Regions from separate parts of the Homo sapiens genome. Here region 1 is linked to region 2. The links are chromatin contacts, found by Hi-C or POLR2A ChIA-PET in ENCODE. All regions are on one chromosome and are shown on one strand. The core of a region is the stretch at or near the end of the contact, and the rest is flanking DNA. Distances in the headings are between cores, read along the strand shown.

Evidence for each region. Hi-C counts contacts between places; a loop is a spot of excess contacts on that map. ChIA-PET counts read pairs that join two places held with the same protein, here RNA polymerase II (POLR2A). Pooled maps may share reads with other maps.
Region 1: a loop to region 2 is called in a map of natural killer cell, with 7 times the contacts of the local background. The contact joins two enhancer-like sites. A Hi-C loop is called at or near these places in 9 of 168 maps with a recorded cell type or tissue (CD4-positive, alpha-beta T cell, CD4-positive, alpha-beta memory T cell, CD8-positive, alpha-beta T cell and 5 more), 30 of 37 single-sample maps with no recorded cell type and 19 of 50 pooled maps. POLR2A ChIA-PET finds 5 or more read pairs at or near these places in 18 of 52 experiments (CD4-positive, alpha-beta T cell, CD4-positive, alpha-beta memory T cell, CD8-positive, alpha-beta T cell and 10 more).

The regions. Positions count from the first base shown.
Region 1 is chr7:150,750,700-150,757,288 of GRCh38, forward strand. It overlaps the pseudogene BET1P1. Among named protein-coding and RNA genes, the nearest start is that of GIMAP5, 17 kb to the left of the region's middle. RefSeq lists silencers at 4,895-4,944, 4,985-5,044. Within about 2 kb of position 4,957, at least 12 of the 41 ENCODE cell types and tissues checked have a DNase peak (open chromatin) inside an H3K27ac peak, as active enhancers do; they include CD4-positive, alpha-beta T cell, CD8-positive, alpha-beta T cell, GM12878 and 1 more, where a contact is called at or near this core.
Region 2 is chr7:150,664,059-150,670,659 of GRCh38, forward strand. All of the region lies in intron 2 of LOC124901774 (a long non-coding RNA gene), which reads right to left. Among named protein-coding and RNA genes, the nearest start is that of GIMAP2, 18 kb to the right of the region's middle. RefSeq lists an enhancer at 27-246. Within about 2 kb of position 4,478, at least 5 of the 41 ENCODE cell types and tissues checked have a DNase peak (open chromatin) inside an H3K27ac peak, as active enhancers do; they include CD4-positive, alpha-beta T cell, CD8-positive, alpha-beta T cell, GM12878 and 1 more, where a contact is called at or near this core.

The DNA of each region.
Region 1 (6,589 bases), core at 3,707-6,206, 87 kb after region 2:
GCTTTTGGGTTGATTGAATACTGTTTCTTGATGACTCATTTTGCCCCCTGTCTTCAGGGGCAATGAGACTGTATGGCTCCACCAATTTCCAAGTTGCTTTTCTATTGTTTGCTAACTGTCAGATTAAATAGCATTGTCATGTTCTGTTGTTATCATAAATGTAGGTTTATGTCCCATGTAAGGAAACTTCTAGTGAGAGAGTAACAGAATGCCTGAAGAGCCTGACTGTAGTTCTAGAAGTAGTCAACCAGTCTGTGATAGAATGGTAACTGAATTTTCCTAACTGCATCAACTGTGATGATGTACTCCTGTTTCCTCCTTTATTTAGTTAAAATCATAGACTGATTTCTTTTTACCTATAATCTTACTAATAATTTTTGATGATAGTGACCCATCACTTCTCTCTGCCCAAAGAACTCATTCTTTAAGTAATGCTTGTTATGTTGGCATAGTTCTAATAGGGACCAATGCACATGTGTATCCGTATAGTTATTGTTTTATATTAACTTTATAAATTCTGTTGACTTGGCTTATAATAGTTTTATGATTTTTACTATATCGGTAGGACTATATATATATTATCATTTGTGACAGAATAATGTGAAGTTAAGTAATTACTAAACTCTAAATGGAAATAGTATTCAAGAAACTCAAGCACTGAACTTGAATATAAGAGTATTGTTGCTTTAATCCAGTGTATTTGTTTATGGAAAGAAAAACACAAAGGCAGACTCGAATAAAAAGGAACATTAAAATATTCTTTAAAACTCTGTATTACTACTATTTTGGAATTTACCCGTTTATAGGCTCCAAAAATAAATTTTCAAATAAAATATTTTTATGAAGAAAAAAGTTTTTGGAATAAATGGATTTTCTAATGTTCCTTGGGATCATGCTACATAAGATGGTATCTAGCTCCCTGCCCCCCAACAGAGACACAGTTAAATTGGCCAGTGATTACTTTAGCAGGGAAAATAAATTAATAAATAAATAATTTTGGAAACATTTTCATGTAAGTACTAAATGTCAAAACTCACTTTCTATGAGGTAACTATTTAGTAATTTCTTTGTAAGTGGCTCTGAGGATATTTTTAGCACCAGTACTGCCTCCTAGAATCTCTCTGTTCTTTAGCCAGGTCCCAAGGAAGCTAATCTAATCTGGTTGCAAAGTCTGTCCCACAGTACGCACAATTCAAATAAGAGTTATCCACCCACAGCTCTGGTGACACAACTCAAGCCTTGCTTTTACACCCAAGCAAGTGCTGATGTTTTGGATAGAAACCAAAGCACTTTCTGTCATCCTGCAATCCGTGAGAGGGCCCTTCAAACTGAGTGTGATGGTCATTCTTATGTGTCACTTAGCAAGGCCATAGTACCCAATGATCTAACCAAACACTAATCCAGGTGTTGCTGTGAGGGTATTTTGCAGATGTGGTTAATGTGAAGTAACAATTACCTTCCAGAACATAGAGGGAAATCATCCAGGCAGTTGAAAGTCTTAAGACAATAACCGATTTCCCAGAAAAGGAATTCCACCTCAAGACTGCAGTGTCTACTCCTGGCTGAGTGTCCAGCCTGCCCACCTGTACTACAGATTTTGGACATACCAGACCCCGAAATCACATGAGCCAATTTCTAGATATAAATCTCTTAATAGATATATATCTCTTAATAGATATATTCTGTTTCCCTGGAGAAACCTGGCCAATAGTCAAAACTGATTATTGCTACTGATACTCAGAGAAAGAGCAAACCTGAACATAAATCTCATCTTTTTGGCCAGGCGCAGTGGCTCATGCCTGTAATCCCAGCATTTTGGGAGGCCGAGGTGGGTGGATCACCTGAAGACAGGAGATCGAGACCAGCCTGGCCAACATGGTGAAACCCTTTCTCTACTAAAAATACAAAAATTACCCAGGTATGGTGGCGCATGCCTGTAATCCCAGCTACTCAGGAGGCTGAGGTGGGAGAATCGCTTGAACCCAGGAGGCGGAGTTTGCAGTGAGCCGAGATTGCACCACTGCACTCCAGCCTGGGTGACACAGTGAGACTCTGTCTCAAAAAAAAAAAAAAAAAAAAACTCATCTTTCCAAGGATGATTCTTTTCTTTTCAAGAATGATATTGGGGTGGACATTTTTTAAAGATGTGATTGCATGAGGGGGAAGGCAAATGGGAAAACCAACCATTTTTTCACTCCATCTTGCTGCAATGCTGATGGTTTAGAACTCAAGACTCTCTGTTTTCTCATGTGCTGCCCCTGGATTGTCTTGAACGGTGGTCTCCACAGGAGCCGGTAAGGAGGGGCTCCTGAGCATCAGAGGAAAACAGGTGGCACTGGTAGGTGCCTGGAAAGGTGTGTGAGGAGAAGATAAGGCGATGCTGAAAGAGCTGCAGAGGGGTAGGTGGACTTGGAAGCGGATATTCCTACACTGGGGGAGGCCAGGGACCTGGCAAACTTGGCGGTCTTGTAATACCATCTACCCCTTTTAACTACCAGGGAACTAAGATTTCCAGGGTTTCCTAAAGCAGCAGTGACATGAGGCCAAGTCTGCACCCGAGATTGAGGGGGTGAAAGGATATTAAAGGGAGAAGGCAGCTTTTTCAGGTGTTTCAGGGCAAACTGAGTGCCTGTAGGGCCTGAATCTGTGGCTGCCCCTGTGTGCTGAGAGGGATCAGCCCTCCGGGAAAACATGCAGCAAAGCTATTCACGTGCTGTGTTTGGCCAAGAGATTGGTGGCGGGCCATTTCCTCCGAGAAGGAGAACCTGAAATTGCTACTGTCTCGGAATCCAGCCTGAACAGAAAGAGAAGTGAAAAGGGTGCTTCTCAGAAACATCAGGATTGTTCTCATTTGCCTCAATTATTTTATTGAGGAGTTTTTCCTCTCCAGTCACAGTGCTATCCCTCTAGCCCAAACCACCACTACAGAGAACCCCACCCAAGTGCCACACCAGCCCTCTGGACAGCACTATCATCGCTCCCCTCCAAAAAAAAAAAAAAAAAGCCTATTCTGGGCTGGCCATCAACTCACCTCACTCATCTTATATCCATCAATCCTTCCATTAATTCATTTTAAAATGGTATTAAATGTCTCACACATGGAATATGGTTGGACCAGTTTAACCTGTCCAGGCACAGTGGCTAATGCCTGTAATCCCAGCACTTTAGGAGGGAGGCCGAGACTGGAGGATCACCTGAGCCCAGGAGTTCAAGACCAGCCCTGGCCACATGGTAAAACCCCATCTCTACCAAAAAAAAAAAAAAAAATTAGCCTGGCACAGTGGTTCATGCCTATAGTCTCAGCGACTAAGGAGGCTGATGTAGGAGGATCACTTGAACCCAGGAGGCCAAAGTTGCAGTGAGTCATGATTGTGTCACTGCACTCCAGCCTGGGTGACAGAGTGAGACCCTGTCTCAAAAAGAAAGAAAGAAAAAGAAAGGAAGGAAGGAAGGAAGGAGGGAAGGAAAGGAAGGAAGGAAGGAAGGAAGGAAGGAAGGAAGGAAGGAAGGAAGGAAGGAAGGAAGGAAGGGGAGCAGCTCATGCCTCAAACTGGGAGAGCATCATCTCTAAGCTAATGAGAGTAAAGAATGGTTCCCTCCACTATGAGGGACATGGTGGAGAAGGGGAAGGTGGAGACCCCCACTGGAAAAACTGTGAAATGCTCTGAAACTAGTGGTTGACCTTGGACAGATTATCTTACTCTCATTTGCCAAAAGTAGCAATAATATTCTCTCTACTTCCCTCACTGGAGTTTCCAAAAGATAAATGGCATGCTGATTAGAAAAACATAACGTGCAGTTGTGAGGATCTGCCAGTTAGAGGGTTATGAGTCAGGGTAACTGCCTAGTAATAAAGCCCTTGCCATCTATGACTTCATTCTTGTGGACAGTGGAGTTTTAACTACTTCTATATATATATATAAACCACACTAAGCCAAGAATTTACTAACAGGGAAAATTATTGGGGCAAAAGGTGAGGAGTATAGGGGAACTCTCAGTATTTTTCATTCCCATTTTTCTGTAACTCTAAAACTGCTTTGAAAAATATATACATAAACGTAACTGTATATATATACATACAGTTATATATATATTTATATATTATATATTTATATATATTATATATACATATATATATAATATATATATATATATATATATATATATAACTGCAGATCATCTTGAGTCCTATTCCTGAAATCTTTCTCCCCTCTTTAAGATGGAAACTACTTCCATCAAGTGGAGTGGTATAGTCAACAACAAAAGGCAATGGGAATAAAATGAGATTGAAATCAAAAGATGAATTTTCAGCCTGTCCTTCAAAGACTATCCCCTACCTTCTGTGGAAGACCAGGGTGGGGGAAGGATGTTCAGGTGATCTTTCCTTGCCCTGCAATTTGTGGGGAAGCCATATGTGTACCCACATAGAGGGTGCAGCAGCCACTATGTGCATATATGAAAATGCTCTTGCACAAACACAAGAAATGAGCTCATCAGTATCACCATAGGGGTACCATCTGAGCTCATTCTATTCCAGACTTTAGGTTCTTAAAAATATAATATCAGTCATATTTTCAGTTAGCACATATCTGGGACTTTAGGGTATATGATTTTTTCTCCTAATTCAGGAATAAAGAAACTGAGGTTTAGAAAGATCAAGTGTCTTGTCCACGCTGGCACAGACTGTTACTGGTAGAACTGGGGGGTCGGGGTGGGGGAGAGAAGAGAAAATGAAAGAAAACAAAACAAGCCTTGTTATCTGCCAGGTCCTGGAATTTCTTGCAAGGTCTACAGATGGCCTAGGAGCAACCCTCCCTCTCCTAGGCAGTCTCTCTCACTGTCTTATAGGCTCTTTATAAAAACACAAGAGCAATGAGACATGATGAACCTGGCCACAAATTTGGTCTGCTAGAGAGAGAGAGAGAGAGAGAGAGAGGGACCATATCCCTGGGGACAGGAAAATAACAATGTGTGTGGGTTTCCGTACAAAGCCGCCCTCAGAGGGTGACTCAAGGCCCTGAGAGACAGCCAGGGTAAGAAGCTGTTTGTAAAACAGCTCTGCTTCCTTTTTCCCACCACACCTCTGTGATGCTTTTGTGCAAAACAAACTTTTTACCAGAATTAGCAGGAGCACTGAGACCCGGAAAAGCCACTAAACATCTGAATATGGCTGCATCCCAGGGAAGGCCAACAGCTGCCTGTTACTGGCCCAGGCTGGACATATACACATCTCCCAGCCACCATCTGCAGTGCGCCATAAAGAGAGTTTCTTATTTTTGTTGTTTTTTTTTTTGAGAAATGGGGTCTCCCTATGTTGCCCAGGCTAGTCTTGAACTCCTGAGCTCAAGTGATACACCTGCTTCAGCCTCCCAAAGTGCTGGGATTATAGGCATGAGCCTGGCCAAGAGAGTTTCCTATATTGAATTCTAGATGGCAGTGAGGACTGAACCCAAGGGCACTCTCCAGGTTCCACTGCACAAGGAGCAGGCATCTTTCTTGAAACATTTTATGGCTCCCTCTTACTTCTGCCAAATGCCCTGCCCTCAGGTTACCTGTGCTCTGACCTGAGGGGGAGGCAAGGCTTAGGAGATTTCCCCACCCAGGAGGATTTCATTTCCGCAGGGACCAGGAAGACATCTGACCCCATTCATGATGTGATTTAGCCAAAGTGACAAGCCCTTGACAAGTTAACAAGGGGCTCGGGAGAAGGGAAGAGGGTGGCCCCGGTCATGCTGGGAGCCTCTGTGTTGTGGTGGTGGGTGCAGGGGGAGTGGGCAGAGCTCCTCTCTGGGGACTTTCTCAGGTGAATGAGGCAGAGCTTGATCAGTTACTTGCACATTTGCATTTAGATGGATTCAGTTTTTAAAGAAATTATAAGCCAGAGAGTGAGATACAGGTGACTCCTGATTCTTTGATTTAGTTTGGAGAGGAGGGCGGTTCTAACGCAGATAACATATACAGTTCGCACTTTGCAATGAAAGCCAGATTTGACTTCCAAAATATTCTCTCATATTAATATTGTAATGTTCACTTTTCATATAATAACAGTTATAACTTTCCCTCTCTAAAAGTCTGTAGAATTATGGTGGTTTCATTTCAAAATGTGTTTTCCTAACAGTGAGATGTAAATAGAAATCTGGTAATTCCTAACAGGACTAAATTCTTATAAGATTTTTTGGACAAATCTAAAGGGAATCACTGATATGTCTCTCTCCTACCACAGACATGCAGGTAATAAAATAAAATAGTCAAAGAGTTTGAGAATCTTATCTCCTTTAAGTTCACAGTGTGCTAAGTAAAATAGAACTGTCAACTGTGGTCACATATCTTGCAAATACCACCCCCTGCTGTTTGTCTCTTAAGTTTGCTATGGTGAGTTTTTTGCTGTCTGGAAATTTGAACAAATGTTTTCTTTATGGCGCTGTCATTCTTAGAAAGCTCTCCTTTTTTGTCCCATTATTTAAAAATATATTACTTATGTCCACACAAAAATCTGCACACAAAGGTTTATAGCAGCTTTATTCATAATTGTCAAAACTTAGAAACAACCAAGATATCTTTCAATAGGTGGATGGATAAATAAAGTGTA
Region 2 (6,601 bases), core at 3,228-5,727:
CACAGGTAAATTTACAATAAACAGTCTTGCTTTCATATCTTGAGAAGGTTCTGGGAAATGGGCTCACATCAGTTGTAGACCACAGACCTCCTGGGGACATGCTGAGAGGCACATGAACAAAAACCTCTACACTGTATAATAAAGAGGTACAAACTTCTACAAATGGCAGGTAACACTGGTTTAAGAAAAATGCTGCATTGCCAAAGCAAAGGAAGAACTGAAACTATGAGGAGACATTGTCCAAACCTAAGTGCAAAGCCCTTGGGATGGAGGCGATCCTGACTCTTGAGGCCTTTTCTTCCTGTCCTGACCCTCCTGGGCACGCTTTGCTCCCCCATGATATTGAGGAATAGGTCAGAAACCAGGGGCTTTCAGGGGAACAGTATGGTTTGTGGTAAGGTGAGATAGGGATTGGAACATGAAGAAAGGGGGGCTGAGTGCCCATGTCTCTCAGCACAACCTGCCTCCTTGGTTATTTTGCACCAAGAGGGGGACAAAGCTGACATACTGGCCCCTCAGTCTCTGCAAGTCAACACTGTGTGGAATCTCAGGGGTCAGACCCCAGAACTTCGGGCTTTTACGAACATAGCTCCCTGGACAGGGCACTCTACTCCTCACCTCCCAGGGTTGGCATTGTCACTCTCCTGGTCTGGTCACCAGGTATGGTCTCCATTAGGGATCACAGGTCCTCAGAACCAGCCCTGTGCAGTTCAGCTGTGTTCCCACAGCTCTCTGAGAACTGAGTCTCTGTTGATGGGTCATTTGGCCAGCCTGTGCTAATGGGTGAGTAGAGTTTCGTGCTCACTGGGTAAGGTCAGAAATATCAGAGAACTTTGGATGTTGATGTGGGAAGAGAACTTAAGTCACCTCCCGCAATCCTCACTTTAACCATAAAACAAGCATCATGCCCCCAACCTTCATCTCCTGACCCCCAGGCTGCTGCTCTTTCCATGAGGTGGTGAACTTGTCAGTGGGAGGCACAGGTGCTAGGGTGCTAATGGCAAAGTCCATGCTGATGGGCTCCAGTGGAAAACCAGGGCCTCCATGCTAGCGAGGAGCCCTAGTGATGCAAACACAGTCCTGATGGATGCTACCATGCCACTCAGAGAGGGAAAGAATGAATGTGTCAATGCACCGCAGCAGAGACAATGCTGGGGGAGGCGGGCGGAGAAAGTCCCTACGTAATTTAATGCAGTACAACGAGGGCTTTTGGAGTTGATACCCTTCCCTTTGTTAATATCAATATAATTCTCTTAGTAGAAATTCCAGTTTCTATGACAGTATGAGAATGTCTCATGGCCATGAGTCATGCTTACAGGCAAAGGGGCTTTGCAACCATCTCTGATCACTCTAGCCTGGCAGTCTGCCTATGCCCTGAAATGTGCTCCACCACTCAGAGACAGAAATCATTGCCTATTCTCCAGACTGAATGAACTCCTAAAGCCTTTTTTCCCATAGAGATGCTAAACTCAGAAAGGATAAGACCTAAAAGTTGGAGAAGCTGGGAGGTGGCTGGGCCCCAGCATGGTGTGTGCACATGCGTTCTCTGGATGGAGGCAGAGCGGGCTCTGAGAGCAGACAGGCAGGCTCTGGAGTGGCCTTTTCAGGAAAGCCAGTGTCTCTGCTCTACTTTCTGACCTTCAGGACCCACTGATTCTGGGTTCAGCGTGGGACTGAGGAATGGGTGTCCCATGAGGTTGGATATTCCCTAAGGTAGTGGGGCTGGGAGCTGGGATCAGGATTAACAGGACACCATGCAAGAAAGAGAGAGGAAAGAGGGAAGAGCAGTGAGACAGAAAGAGGCACAAACTGACAGTGGGAGAGTGAAGTACAGGGTTTAGGGAGCAAAGGAGAGGCAGGAAAAGGAGAAGAACAGGGAGACTTTCTGTAGCTAGAAGGGACTTCTCTCTTCACTTCTCTAATGAGTCTGTACCCAGCAGATCAAGATTATGTAGCTCAGACCTACCATGTGTGTTGCTCAAGAAGCCATGATCACCTAGGTTACAGTTCACACTTCTTGGCCTGAAATTGACAGCTTTTATATCAGGCTGCAAACTTTCTTCACAGCCCCCTTGCTTCTATTCTGCTACCTTATGAGACTCGCAGCAAGGCGCTTGGGGTAGACAGACTCCATCTCTGATTCTACTTTCATTCTCTGAGTAACACTGGTTGAGTTCCTCATCTTCCTGAGCCTTATTTTTACTTCTTTAGACATGGACATGATAATTTCTACTTCCTACTGTTGCTGTAAGCATTAAATGAGAAGAAGATATAAAACCCAGGGCTGAGCCAGAAAGAATTAAGTAAGCGGTAGCTGTATCTGCTCTATAAGGGGTACCCATTTACTTTTTCTTACCCAGGCAATGCTTGTTTTTACCTTAAAGCCATTCACACTATTTCCTTCCACCTGTTTATTTGTCTGTCCCCAAAGTTCTCCACATTTCCAAATCCTCCCTTCCTTTAGTGCAAAATTCCTACATGACAACCTCCACAACTTGAGATTTTTTGATCCTCTGCTGTCTGTCAATCAGACAATGCCTCTTGGACTCCATTTCTCCATGTGTGCTGGTTTCATTTCCTCAGCAACATGGGAAGACATTTGTACAGATGGAGCCAGGTTGGTTTCTTCTTCTTTTTCCCCTTACTCCATCCTCTGCCACATGACAGATACATCAGAGATTTTAAACCTTACTTGGAGTTCATGTAAATGGCCCAGTCATTCTGATGGTCCCCAGGGGTGCTAGTTTATAGTATTAGCTCCTTTTCAGACTTACTGTGTATTAGACCAGTGGTTCTCAAAATGTGGGCCATGGATCAGCAGCATCAGTATGAACCGGAAACTTGTTAGGAAATATGGGCTCCATCCTTAACTCATGGAATCAGAAACTCTGGGGGCGGAGTCCAGCAATCTAAGTTTCAGTAAAACCCCCAAGTGAGTCTGATGCCTGCTAAAGTTTGAGAACCACTGAGCTAAAGCTTTGTCTGTTAAAGGACTCTCACCTATGATTAAATCAGCTGAAATGGAGATCATAAGAGAGTTTTTAAAAGCACATCTGAAATGTAAAATTTTAGGTGAGAAAAGTCAACATAAGACCCTCTCATCTAAGATCATCCTAGAAGAAACAAAATGGAGAGGTGCTGTGGGCCATCAGGAAACAGCCTAAATGTCCCTGAAAGTTGAGATGCCTCAGAAATAAACCTCCAACTTTTATTTGTAGCTGGGCACAGGCCCCAATTCCACTAGTCATGGCAGTGGCCCAACTTCAACAGTGCAAATGATACAGCAATGTCCAAGAGCAGTGGTTCTCAAAGTGAGGTCCCCAGACCAGTGGCATCATGGGAATTGTCAGAAATGCTATTTTCAGGCTCCATTCAAAACCTACTAGTTCAGAAATTCCAGGGATGTTGCCTAGCCATTTGTATTTTAATAAACTCTTTAGGTGATTCTGATGCAGGCTAAGGCTTGAAAACCTCTGTGCTAGCCACTGGGAATTCATCCTTTACGTGCACTTTTCCATTTAATTCAGACTGGATAGTTTAAATTGTTCCCACCTTAAGATGAAGGAAATTAGGCTCAAGTTTGAGTAAGGACACTTAGCTAGTCAGTGGCCCAGTAGAAACTGGAACTCAGTTCTGTCTAACTCCAGAACCCCAGTGAGAATATGGAGGACGTATTTTGGGTATATGTGATCACTGATGGACTGAGTAGTTAAAAATGTATGTGGGAGAACTTCAGGGCAGGATGAAGAAGGAAAGTTAGAGAAAGGCAAATAGAGCAGTCTCTGCTATTTTAATGGATGATATTCAAGCCTGGGATCTGTAGCAAGTTAAACCTATAGAGGTCATCTTTTTACAAGATGTGGCCAAGATAACAGGCAACAGACCACGTCAAAGAAACCTTCCAGTGGACCCCCAGCATTTAAGGACTTGATTTGTTTGTTTGTTTGTTTGTTTGTTTTGAGGCAGAGTCTTGCTCTGTCACCCAGGCTGGAGTGCAATGGCGTGGTCTCAGCTCACTGCAACCTCTGCCTCCCAGATTCAAGCAATTCTCTTGCCTCAGCCTCCCAAGTAGCTGGGATTACAGGCACCCACCACCATGCCCAGCTAATTTTTTGTATTTTCAGTAGAGACGGGGTTTCACCATGTTGGCCAGGCTGGTCTCAAACTCCTGATCTCATGATCCACCCACCTCAGCATCCCAAAGTGCTAGGATTACAGGTGTGAGCCACGGTGCCCAGCCAAGGGCTTGAATTGTTAACTCTTCACTTGAGCTATTAATATTTGATTTGTATTCAGCTCCTTTGACTTCCTTCTCAGTATCTCCCTGTGAGTTATTTTCCCCTTACCTAGCCACTGTCCTGATGGAAAACCTTTACCTCTGAGAGAGGAATGACAGCTCCAGACCAATGGGGTGCATGTTTTACTGAGGGGACTTTCAGCCCTTTCAGATCACACAGGATAAGACAGTTATCTACCCTCTCTGAGAACAGAGCTTGCTGCTATAGCAGCCCTGGGTCTTGTGGTTTCCTTTCACACACTGAAGTTATTTTTCACACTTCACAAAACACCTAGAAACCAAATGCCTCTCAACACTCAGGGAGATGAAACTCAGGAAGGACAGCAAGTGAAAATGAAAAGATATTATGGGAGAGTTTTTGGAGAGGAAATGGGGTAGGGGCTGACAGGGTTATGAGCAAAGGAAACAGAATGGGCTGGTGACCCAGTGGGTTCACCTCAAAGTTTACAGCCAGGGTTCCTCTATGCTCTCTTTGACTCACTTGTTCTGTTTCCATGCACTGAGAGGGTGCAGTTCGTGGGAGGCAGAGCAAGTGGAGGAGGACCACAATTAAAGCGACCAAAATTCAGATTATGTAAAGCCTGATGAGGGAGAAGGTTTTGAATTCATAATTCACACAGCCCACAATTACACATATCTGACTGTGACATACCTAGATTCAAGCCTGGAGTGTTTTTCCATTTTCCATAATAAAACATTCAGGATCCAAACTTAATTATGAGTTTCTGTAAAAAATCATCTGCTAAAATCTCCAGCCTCATTTCTACACAATGTGACTTCCCACCTTGAGGATCTAGCCATCCTTGGCTTTCTTTGATTAACTGAGAGTTCCATGTCTTCACTTACCTTGGAATATGCTTTATCTTCTTCCTGGAAATACTTCTAATCTCTTTCCCTAACTTCTACTCACTATTCAATTTCAGCTTAAACAATGTTGATTTTTCTAAGAAGTCTTTTCCAACTACTCCTACTATTAGTTTAGCAGATCCTCTATACACTCTTAAAACATCCTAGTGTTCTCCTTAATAACATTCATTATCCTACTGTTTTTGTTAACTGTCATGTTTGCCTGAGAAAGGAGGTAGTGATAGGGAAAAGGTGGTGATGGTAAAAATAGAAGAGGGAGGTTTTATAGGATGGCACAGAAGAAAATAAAATATTTGATTGGTTACAGTTATACAGTTACCTTATTTGGTCTACCCTGTTGTAAAGTCCATAGTTTTGTTTGCTGGCTACTTCTAATTAGTTGAGCTTAAGTTCTGCTTTTATTTAATATTAAACATTTACAAGAAATAGCTCAAATTAAGACTTGCTTATCTTTGCAAATCAAGCAAGGTTGAGGTCATTTGTAAGGCCTAACTGCTTTTGTCTGCTCAGGTATTCTCCGGGTCTGGTCTCCATTTTAATTTACTTTAACAAAAAGAGACGAGACCCTCAAACCAGGTCCAGCTAGAACTAGCACAATTGAAGACAGAATTGCTCTGTCTTAGAAATGGATAAGATTACTTAGGAATATCAAGGCAAAAATCCTGAATTAGCTATTAACAAATAGAATCAAGCAACACCTTGTGTGATTAAGATTTGTCTAAGTATGCAAAGAAGTCAATATTAGGAAATACTAGGAAATATTTTTATACAATTTAATGTATTACAAAGCTATGGAGCAACATAATCTGATCACCTCCTTAGCTGTTGAAAAGTAATTTGGTAAAATTAAATGTCTAATAATTGGTTCTTTTTCCCCATAAGAAAATTTTCCATCTCAACCTCAAAGTCTGCATCTAGTTTAATGGTAAACATTGAGATATTGCCACAAAAGTTAAGAACAAGCTAAGGAAGCCTACTATCATTGTGATTACTTATTTAACATTCTCTTAGATACTAGCCACAATAAATTAACAGTGAAAGAAATTAGAAGTTGTTTTATAAAAAATTCAAAAAAAGAAGATAAATTATCATTTTTGGCCCCATAAAGAACTTTTACAAATCAATATCAAAATTATTCCCATCAGAATTGAAACATGGGCAATAAATATGTAAGAGATATCAATAAAAAATATAGTTCTTTCTTTAATAAATAGACATATGACAAATGACTCAATCATATTCCCATTGAGTAATGTATATGAAAATCACACTAACATCATCTTTCACCTATCAGTTTGGCAAAGATAAAATTATGAGAAATCAATATGGGAAACTAATAAAATGCTGGTGAAACTAATTTGACTAAAATTTTTATTGTAAGCAATTCAGTAATATCTTTCAAAATTACAAATGCATGTACCAATTGTATAGCAATTC